Regions from separate parts of the Homo sapiens genome. Here region 2 is linked to region 1. The links are chromatin contacts, found by Hi-C or POLR2A ChIA-PET in ENCODE. All regions are on one chromosome and are shown on one strand. Each heading gives the region's core, a stretch centred on a gene start or an enhancer-like site at or near the end of the contact. The rest is flanking DNA. Distances are from core to core; before and after follow the strand shown.

Region 1 (4,749 bases), core at 1,455-3,954:
TGTGTATGTATATATGTATTTGTGTTGTCTTGTATGTATGCACACACATGTATATCCCAATTAAGAAAAGTACTTATATAAGGAAAAAAGACAGTAAAAGAACACATGACAATTCTGGGAGGTAGTATTACAGGTGATTTTAAGATTTTTTTTTCAAATGCTTATAAAGAGCATGGATTATTATTTATTATCTAGAAAAATATTTTGGGGAATTTTTTAAAGCTATAGAGATTTGAATTGCTGAATTGCAATCTCTATTGTTCGCTTCATGCATGAATTCCACATTAAATGGGAACTCGATTTGTAAAAACCACTGTCAGAACATGATTTAACACTACTGCCAGCTGGTGGTGGGTTACTATAATTGCAGGTTTAGTTATTTTATGCCATGACTAGCTTCTAGGTAAATTTGATTCCTGAATTCTTCTCTTCCGTGACATGTCATGGTCAGAGGCACATGTCATCCTATTAGATATCTTATTTATTTAATGGAGGAGAGCTGTGTTTGAGCTCTGATGAGCAGCCTGGTCTTCAAAATACCCAATCATCCACTCGTAATGGGGTTTCCCTAAAAAGATGCATTAAAAATGGTTTGGAGACAGGGAAACACATTATAAAATTAACAGACTAGCCCTGGCAAGAAATAACAAGCCCTGGCAAGAATAGAGCCTTGCCTAAATTAACCAATGATCTTTCTTTCCCTTGCCTCTGGATAGTTCTCCAAAGCAAGGTAATTTGTTTCTTTCCATCCTGGGTCCTTTATAGGCTAGGGTCTAAATATTGACCTCTCAGTTTTCTATACATATTACCATTTTTGCACCCAGCTGATCTCTGGATGATTAAATTTTTCCAAGAATATCTTCATTAAGCCTCTCTTATGTAAAAAATAAAATCTCTAGAGATGATTTTTGATTCTTAAGCCTCATAAAGCCAAAACCAAACAAAATCAATACCAACTCCTCTCAGACTACATATTGTAATTTTTCCACCCTGGATGAAATTGGTGTTCCTAACAAAATTTCCTTAAATAGTTTGATCATTCCTGCACCCTTCCTCTTTCCCATCACCCCCATCACCAAGTTCCAGTTCAGGGATGCCTAGTCCATGTTTTAGAATTCTAACTTACCTTTGAAAATTTCACCAGAAGGAAAGAATTTAATGTTTCCAATTAATCAATAACATAGACTGAAGATGAAGATGGGGGATCACTAAATAAACAAGTGAGGAAAAAGTAAACACAAACACTGAGTTTTCCCAAAGCTAGGTGCATGTTTTCTTATATGTTTACACACCAAATATTGGAATGCAGAGCATGATCTGTATGTGATTAATATGTATGTTTTGATCATGCAATGCCTTCCAATATCAGAAAGGTTAACACGTGAGAAATTAGTCTGTAGTATTTCCCCAACATGAATGTTTACAAATATTATTACATCTATGATAGTTTTACAATCAATGGCATCCTGGAATGAAGAAAATGGAGTATCCTTCCTTCATGATCAGCCCTGTCTTGATGATGAATGTGAACAATTGAATGTTTGGCAGAGCATTTTGAGCACTTCAGTAATGCAGAATGACCACTCTGCTTTGGATCGTTTGCAAAATTCAGCCACAAAGCAAAGCCATGTCTGGAGCCAATGGGAGGTCTATATTTACATTTTAGGACGAGACTTGCTTCCTTTAAGCCTTAAAATACTGCTGAAGATTGAGAGAAAAGAGGAACACTTCTAACTGGAAGGGGTTTGTTTTGCTTTTCTCATTTAAAAAGACAAATTTAGTTAAAATTTTAAAATAATCTAACAAGATAAAGATGAAGTTTCCTATAACTACAAACACAAATTAAAATAAAATTCTGGGTTTTTGCTAGAGATGAGATTGGGTGTGGACAAGATGGGATTTTTAAGGAGACTTTTGTGTGTAATCTATTATTACTTTTGTCTTTGAAATGAATACATTGAAGAAGTCATTAACAATTAGCTACTGCCAAAAAGAATTGTTGTATTGGCTCTTGTGCAGGCTGACATGCTTCTCATTCACTAAAGGGGGAGCGGGATGGAGAACGCCGAGCTCTCCACAGAAGTTGGAGGTGTTTGGAAAGTTCCTCCAGAACACCAGCTGCCTACATGACAGTCACATTCAGTAGGAGAACACGGGCACATGTGCTATGCTTCAGGATAGATATTCTCCTGGATTTGAACTGTAATGAGATTAATGCAGAAAAACAGCAAGACAGGAAATATATGTTGATTTTGATACTAACTGTGGCAGTTAAACCACAATTATCTTTGCACAATAGTGTTCAGTGCTTATGTAGTTAAATAAGTGGAATTTTTAAATACATGGATTTTCTTCCCATTTTAAAAAGGAGCATGTCAGGAAGTATTACAATCTATGACAGAAAGGACAAAATGAGGAAGGTGACGTTTAGCTGAAAATAGGAAACTGATTCTAAGAACTGCCAACTTGAAACCCAAATCCTGATTCCCTCCACTAGATAATGACGCAAGGAGTTCCTCTGTATTCACAGCAGCTCAGATAACTTAGCTGTTTTGTAAGAATCCCCAGGAGTTGGAAACCTTAGTTCCAAACAGAAAATATTTGGTACTTACCACCCACTTAAGCAAATAATGAGAATCGCTGCCCCTCCCTCAGTTTCCGAGTAACTCAGAGCTCCCTCTACCAAGGACACCGGGGACATGGAACCTAGCAGCCAAGTGCTCGCTTTGCTTAGATCTGAAGACCTAGTTCTGGGAATTTTTGCTTGTAAATATAGAAGACAGTATGGTACAGTGGAAAGAGCGCTGATTGTGGAATCACAGACTTTGCTAGGAGCTTTGTGTCTGCCATTTATGTATTGTCCTTGGACCAGTAAGTCCCTTGCTTTCTGGAAGTGTGGCAAGGGGACCAGTATTAGCTGTATAGCTCCTAAGATTGTTATAAGAATCAAAATAAGACAATGATAGAAAAAGTGCTATGGGCATTATGACATTCCTGACATTATCATTATTATTAAGGAATTTGAGTTTAGAGTTTATTTAGAGTACTCTAATTTTTAAACTATGAATATCCTCTTTGTATAAAATCAGGCCATTTTCTGGTATTTTCCTAATTCTAATTTTCTGTCAAATCTTCCAATATAGGTGAATGAGAGAACAGATATATTTCAAGCTAACTGGAGTAAACCTATATGTTATCTAACATTACTCTCCTTACCATGTATGCAAATTAGCCATTAGGTTAAACCATATTAAATTGCTAATTATGGAGGTAAAAATAATTCAGTATTGGCTATTGTAAACTTTTCAACCTAATACTACCATTCTCATCATATAAATGAATCAGATGGGATGTACAGAGCTAAGAAGATAAGAGATAAGAAAATCAGCCCAAATTTGATTCTTTCTGAAGTGAAACAGAGGACGGCAGAACAGAAATTTGATCTCAGGGCCCCTCTGCATCTAAAGCCTCTGCACCATATTGACAGCAATTAAAAGTCAGCTTAGTAAATTTTCTCTGTTGCCTGGGATGTAATTTTACTGGGCTTGAGATGAATCAGCACAGCCTGAAACTCTTACCTCCCCACTCATCCTGGGCTTCATTTTGCTTTTATCAGGGATTCCCCACACTTTCCATCACCAGCACTGGGCCACTCCAGTCTGCACCTTTCTGGCTCGGAACACAGCCTGAGGAGCCATCTTCGCTGTATTAGTTCCACAAGTGTCATTCTAATCATCAAGCATCTGCTCATATTTTTGACCTTGATTATATGTCCTTTTCATCTTAAGCACTTTCTTTGAGAATTCAAACCCAAGCTACGTGTTTGAGCATTATCCAAACCTCTGAGCACACTTTCTTTTGAGAGCCTTGGACCTTGGAATGCTACCTCTTTTTTGTTTGTTTTTTTGATTGCTTTGACACTGATGAGACTGTGCCTAGAAATCTGAGTTTTAGAGAGATACTCTTTGTTTGTAAAGGAGTGCATCAGCTTACGTTTTTTGAGAGATTACTATTTGCAGGCACTATGCTAAATGCTTTACACGTGCTCTGTATTTTAATTCTCATAGTAACACTCTGAGATATGTATTGTCATGAACTCACTTGACAGATAAAGAAAATGAATGAAGCACGTGGAAGTGAAGGGTCTTGCTCAAGAGTGTGTGGTTAGGAGGCACTGGTGCTGGGATTCTCATCCAGGCTGTTGGACTTCAGATCCTGAGCTCTGTCACAATATTCTATTGTCTCCTTGGTGTTGGATCCTGAATTATTTCTTCACTTATCTAAATATTTAATGCCAAATATTTATATGTAAATGGGCACACTTGTGATTCAATATCCAGCTTAAACATGATTTTAAATCCAAGTAGCCATAAATATATTCATATTTTGTATCAAGTAAACAAATCTTTTGACAAATAACATCTTTTTACTTTTAAGGAGATGTTTGGGTCCCTGTGGAAGTAGTCCCTAGCTAACGTGAGATGCCTTGATGCATGAGCCAAAGTGACAAGCATCTAAGCCCCTTATTCTAGCGATTTCTGCTGTTTTGTATGGGATTACGGAAAGACATGAGAGGCCATTTCATGCCCTGGAGCATTACTGCTGAGCCCCAGGATGTCACAGGACCCTGACAATAGGTGGTGTAGGATCATGCTCATGCTTAAGTGTTGAGGAAATTCTCTGCTTGTTAATTTATCAAAACAACATTTAGGAAAATCTTGCCTTTTAGCTTCGGGGAAACCCTGACCT
Region 2 (4,424 bases), core at 1,790-4,289, 35 kb before region 1:
CCTCCTGCCCTGTGCTCCAGCACAAGCCCAGCTCTGTGACCCTCTTAACATAACACCCTCTCTGAACAGAGCAAGAGCCTCTCCCTCAGGCTGCAGGTACAGTGCCTGTCTGCTAGGCGAGACCCACCACCTTCAGAGATGCCACTTACCCAGGACACCCTAGGCTGTAGTGATGGCCTTTTCATCAAGATTATCCAATCTTTATCCCAGGACTAAGCCAGACCTCCAGAAATGTACATACCTGGACCCAATTCTCTGCCTCTCAAGACGACGCCACAAAGCTTTTCAGACTTAGATTTTCCACTAAGGATTGTTGAAAGAAACAGCCACATGGAATAATTGTTATTGTGGCCATTTTTTTAAAAAAACCAGGGATGTTATTGATAATTTTGCATCCTATGCATATATACCTTTCTAAAGCACGGGGCCAAGGAATGTGATTTTTCCTGAAAAGCAGCAAGATCCACTGTGACCAGACTGTGAATTGTGCAAACTGGAGTTTTCCTATTTTGTCCTGACTTAGACAAGCCAAGGAAGCTCAGAGTCAAGGCCTCAATCAGTTTCTAAGCTTCTGTGTATGTTATCTTCCATCCCTCAACTCTCAACAGAGGTTTTTCTTTATACCCTCCACCATCTTCACTCCTTTATATTTCATGCTCCCTGATTTCATTCTTAATGTGGCTGGTTTTTTTTTTTTTAACTCTGAGCCAACTTTAAAACAATTTCAAAATTGGGAGAGCTATTCATAACCAAATTTAAAACTAGTGAAATGTGTTTTGATAGAAAAATGCCTGGAGTCCTGCCCCTTTGGCATTTTTGCACACTCCACATTCACACGTTGTAGGTAGAGGTAGGTGTGACCACCTTTCCCAAGGCACACAACATTCTCAGCTGAGCAAATGAGTTCTGTGATGTAGTCAGCAATTCCAGCTTCGGAAATTCCACAATGGTATGAAAGAAAATAGTTTTGCTCTTATAAGAAAGAGGTTTCAAGCCACAAATGAGTCATGGGCTACCTCTATCTCCTACTGCTCTTTTTCATAAAACCGAAAACTTCCCCTTCCCCCCAAGCCAAACCCTCACCTCTCCTTGTCACCTCTTAGTCCTAGAGAATCACAAGTCTGAAATCACCCTGAAGTTCTTCCTTACCCCCATGTTCAAAGACACACAGAACCTACAACAGAACCTATCTTCCTAGTGTGTCTTTCATTCATGTTTTTCTTCCCTCATTCAATATGAACCCTGCATCGTCAGACCTCTGTCCTCTCTGCAGACTTTCCCTGAGCCAGGCTCCCTCCCCACTCTGCTGCCTGGTCTTTCTGGTCCTGGGGCTTGTTCTGCCCTCCTGAGGCCTTCCCTGTCCACTCAACCTCGCACATCACCAGCCCCTCTATCTGACTCTTCACCCCACTATCCTGATGATTCTTCATGATGCTGTTCCTCTCTAACAATATTCATTTTTTTTCCTCTTAACTGTCTCTCTTCCCCACTAGAAAGTAGGTGCCATTAGAAAAAGCATTGCACCTGCCCTGTTCTTTTGCTGTATTTCTTGAGATACTTGAGAATACTTAAGGGACTGAATGAATGAATGAATAACTCACTTTACCCAAGTCTGTCAGCATCATTCCGCTGGGCGCTTGCAATAGCTCTCATTCTCTGCCTCTGAGTCCTCCCATTTTACTTTACCTTATATAAGAGCTTGACTAATTTTCCTGGAATACTTATTACCTTTTAACATCTTTGAAAAGTTTTCCATTCAAAGCACAGAACAAAGTCCAAGCTGCAGAGCATGCTTTTGACTATTGCTTTCATCTGGCTTCTATCTATGTTTCTAGCATTGCCTCCCTGGAAACTAACTCCACTCCATCTTAACATTTCAGCTTCAGTTGCAACCAGGCATGCCCCCCAATTCCAGGTCCTTTCTCATGCCATTCTCCCTTCATTTAATTCCTTCTTCCTATTTTCAGGTGAGAGGTATTCCCATGAAGAATGAAAATATTCTTCAGAGTCAGTTAGCTTTGGATTCAGATCCTGACCCACTATTTACTACGCATGGGCTCTTATTTTTTCCCCCTCTTTGATGACATGTGAAGATGAAATAAGAAAATATGCATCAAACACATGGCAACATTTTAGTTTCCTTACCTACATCTTCCATTTTCTACAGTCCTTCTTGTAAGAGCTGCTTCCAGTCTGTGTATCTCCCAGAAGGCATTCCTAACTGCCTGTGATTATGTCTTTAGTAAATTTTCTTCCATGTTCCATGTCTGCACACATCATAGGTAACTTAAATTTACTTGACAATGTTATCTAACTCTCTGTATCTATATCATCCCTTCCCAACTAAATTTTATCCTCATAAAGGACAGGGAACCTGTCTTCCATTACGTTTCTTTTTAGCTTGCCCTCCAGAAGGTTCTGAATAAATGTTTAATACTTTTGTTCATTCATTCATTTATTTGATAATAAATACTTGTTATGTGGAAGGTGAGATGCTCAGCCTTGTAGAGGGGGATGCATATGAAGCAAAAGAGAGATTTTTTTTCTTCAAGAACTTACAATCTTTTTGGCTTTAATCCACAGTAAAAAGTGCATTATATAGTGATTTTGTTTCTCCACTATGCTGGGAACTATGCCAGCACCAACGATGCTGGTGAACAAAGATATACATAGTCTATGCCTTAAATTCTTACAGACCAGATAGTAAGAGAGAAACTGTATCAAAGGAGAGATTAATTCAAATTTAATAGACATTTAGGATAGAAATAAGTGAAAAGGATAAAGATAATATAAAACAAAAGTGTAAGAAAACATTTCTTACTGGATTTTCAGTTTGAAAAAGAAAGATCAGATTTGCTATTCTGAAATATCCTGAGTTGGCAATTATCTGGTTAACTTCCACAGTTTAATATAGAGTTCCTCTGGGAGGAGAGCACCCTGCCATTTCATATTGGCCCCTGTAGATCTTCTCTTTCAGATCATTTCCTGTTTTGTCCAACTTCACTGGGTTTGAGGCTACTGAATGAGAATCAAGTCCAGTGATGACTCAGTACTGTGTTCACTCACCTAATCTAGGAAAGGCAAGAGACAGAGGTGGGAGGGACCTTTTCTTCCTCTTTTCCCATTGTGCTTTTGAATCAATGTGTTGTAGTCAGGGATAATCACAATTATGCTTGGAAATTTTCAAAGAAAAAGTTTGTTAATTGACTTAAAGCAAGGTTAATCAACCAGACGGGAGTGACCTCTTTGGGGCCTTCTCTCTATTCCAGAGAGAAGTGGTGTGGTGAGTGTAGTCTCCCTCCTCCTGCATGGCCTTCTCAAACCTTGACTCCATCTTGGGGTGCAAGCTCTCAATGGAAATTCACAGGTTGTCTGTTTAGTTCTTCATCATATGGTGCAATAACACACATGGTGGATTATATAACCTATTTTTTTTGTGGGTGGGGAGGGCAGTCCCATTACCAGAACAAGTCCCCCCAGTGGAAGGCAGAAGAAGAAGGGGAGGGAGATGGGCATTTTCAGAGCCTGAGGTGTGCCAGGAAATGTACGTTGGCTTACCGGTTCCCATGAGAACCTTGTGAAATGGTGATCTCTGTTCACATCTTCAGATGAGGAGTTTGAGACAGTGAGTGGAAGGTCTGGGTGGTGGCCTGCTGTACTATCCTGACTCCACAGAGAGATAAAACTGCCAGGTACAAATGAAAAACAGAAATCCTGCAACTCCCTGCCATCCAACTACCGATTGTTTAAAATCCAGGAAGTGCAGGGTTATCTATGGGGTAGGGTTAGGTGGAGATGGAAAGCTGAGATGGTTCCTGAACACTTCTGTTTGGTTCACTCTATTTGCCATCAGAGGCAGTCGGACTCCACCGTGGTTTTTCTTTTTTCAAAGAATTTCTGGCCCCTTCAAATTCAGGAAGTTATGGAAATCAGGCAACAAAGTATAATCATGACATTTTCTACCCAAATAGGCACTGAAAGTTCAAAGTTTCCAGATAAGCATTCAGCTTCTTGATACTTATCTAACCTTAAACTTCAAGCATCCTGATGTTCATTAGATTCAAAACCAGAGAAAGTCAGATATCTCTTTTGTAAAAGAGTGTTTTCTACCATCATTGCTGCTATAATTTAGGAAGAGGGTGCTGAGTATTCTAACTTTATAGTTAGTCATGCCAGTAACAAATATTGTCCATAATATGCTACTAGGAGGGAAAAAGTCAAAATCCCATCAGTAAAAGATTGACTTATAAACAGAACAGGGTGTCCTAGTTATCTGAATACCCACAGATAGAGATCTCTCCCACACTGAGGCCTGCCCATAAACAAGGGCTGCATCCAGGCACGCATCACATGTAGAAAAAGCTGACACATGCTTATAAAGCACAGTGATTGATTCACAAAGATGTGTCCATTCTGGAAAAAAA

What was found. A loop is a pair of places that touch in the nucleus more often than their neighbours do. ChIA-PET counts read pairs that join two places held with the same protein, here RNA polymerase II (POLR2A). Pooled maps may share reads with other maps.
Region 2: a loop to region 1 is called in a map of CD4-positive, alpha-beta T cell, with 2.7 times the contacts of the local background. The contact joins two enhancer-like sites. A Hi-C loop is called at or near these places in 12 of 168 maps with a recorded cell type or tissue (CD14-positive monocyte, CD4-positive, alpha-beta T cell, CD4-positive, alpha-beta memory T cell and 5 more), 20 of 37 single-sample maps with no recorded cell type and 17 of 50 pooled maps. POLR2A ChIA-PET finds 5 or more read pairs at or near these places in 16 of 52 experiments (CD4-positive, alpha-beta T cell, CD8-positive, alpha-beta T cell, GM12878 and 10 more).

The regions. Positions count from the first base shown.
Region 1 is chr7:50,225,751-50,230,499 of GRCh38, reverse strand. No RefSeq gene overlaps it. Among named protein-coding and RNA genes, the nearest start is that of IKZF1, 77 kb to the left of the region's middle. Within about 2 kb of position 2,704, at least 3 of the 41 ENCODE cell types and tissues checked have a DNase peak (open chromatin) inside an H3K27ac peak, as active enhancers do; they include CD4-positive, alpha-beta T cell, where a contact is called at or near this core.
Region 2 is chr7:50,261,691-50,266,114 of GRCh38, reverse strand. No RefSeq gene overlaps it. Among named protein-coding and RNA genes, the nearest start is that of IKZF1, 41 kb to the left of the region's middle. Within about 2 kb of position 3,039, at least 4 of the 41 ENCODE cell types and tissues checked have a DNase peak (open chromatin) inside an H3K27ac peak, as active enhancers do; they include CD4-positive, alpha-beta T cell, where a contact is called at or near this core.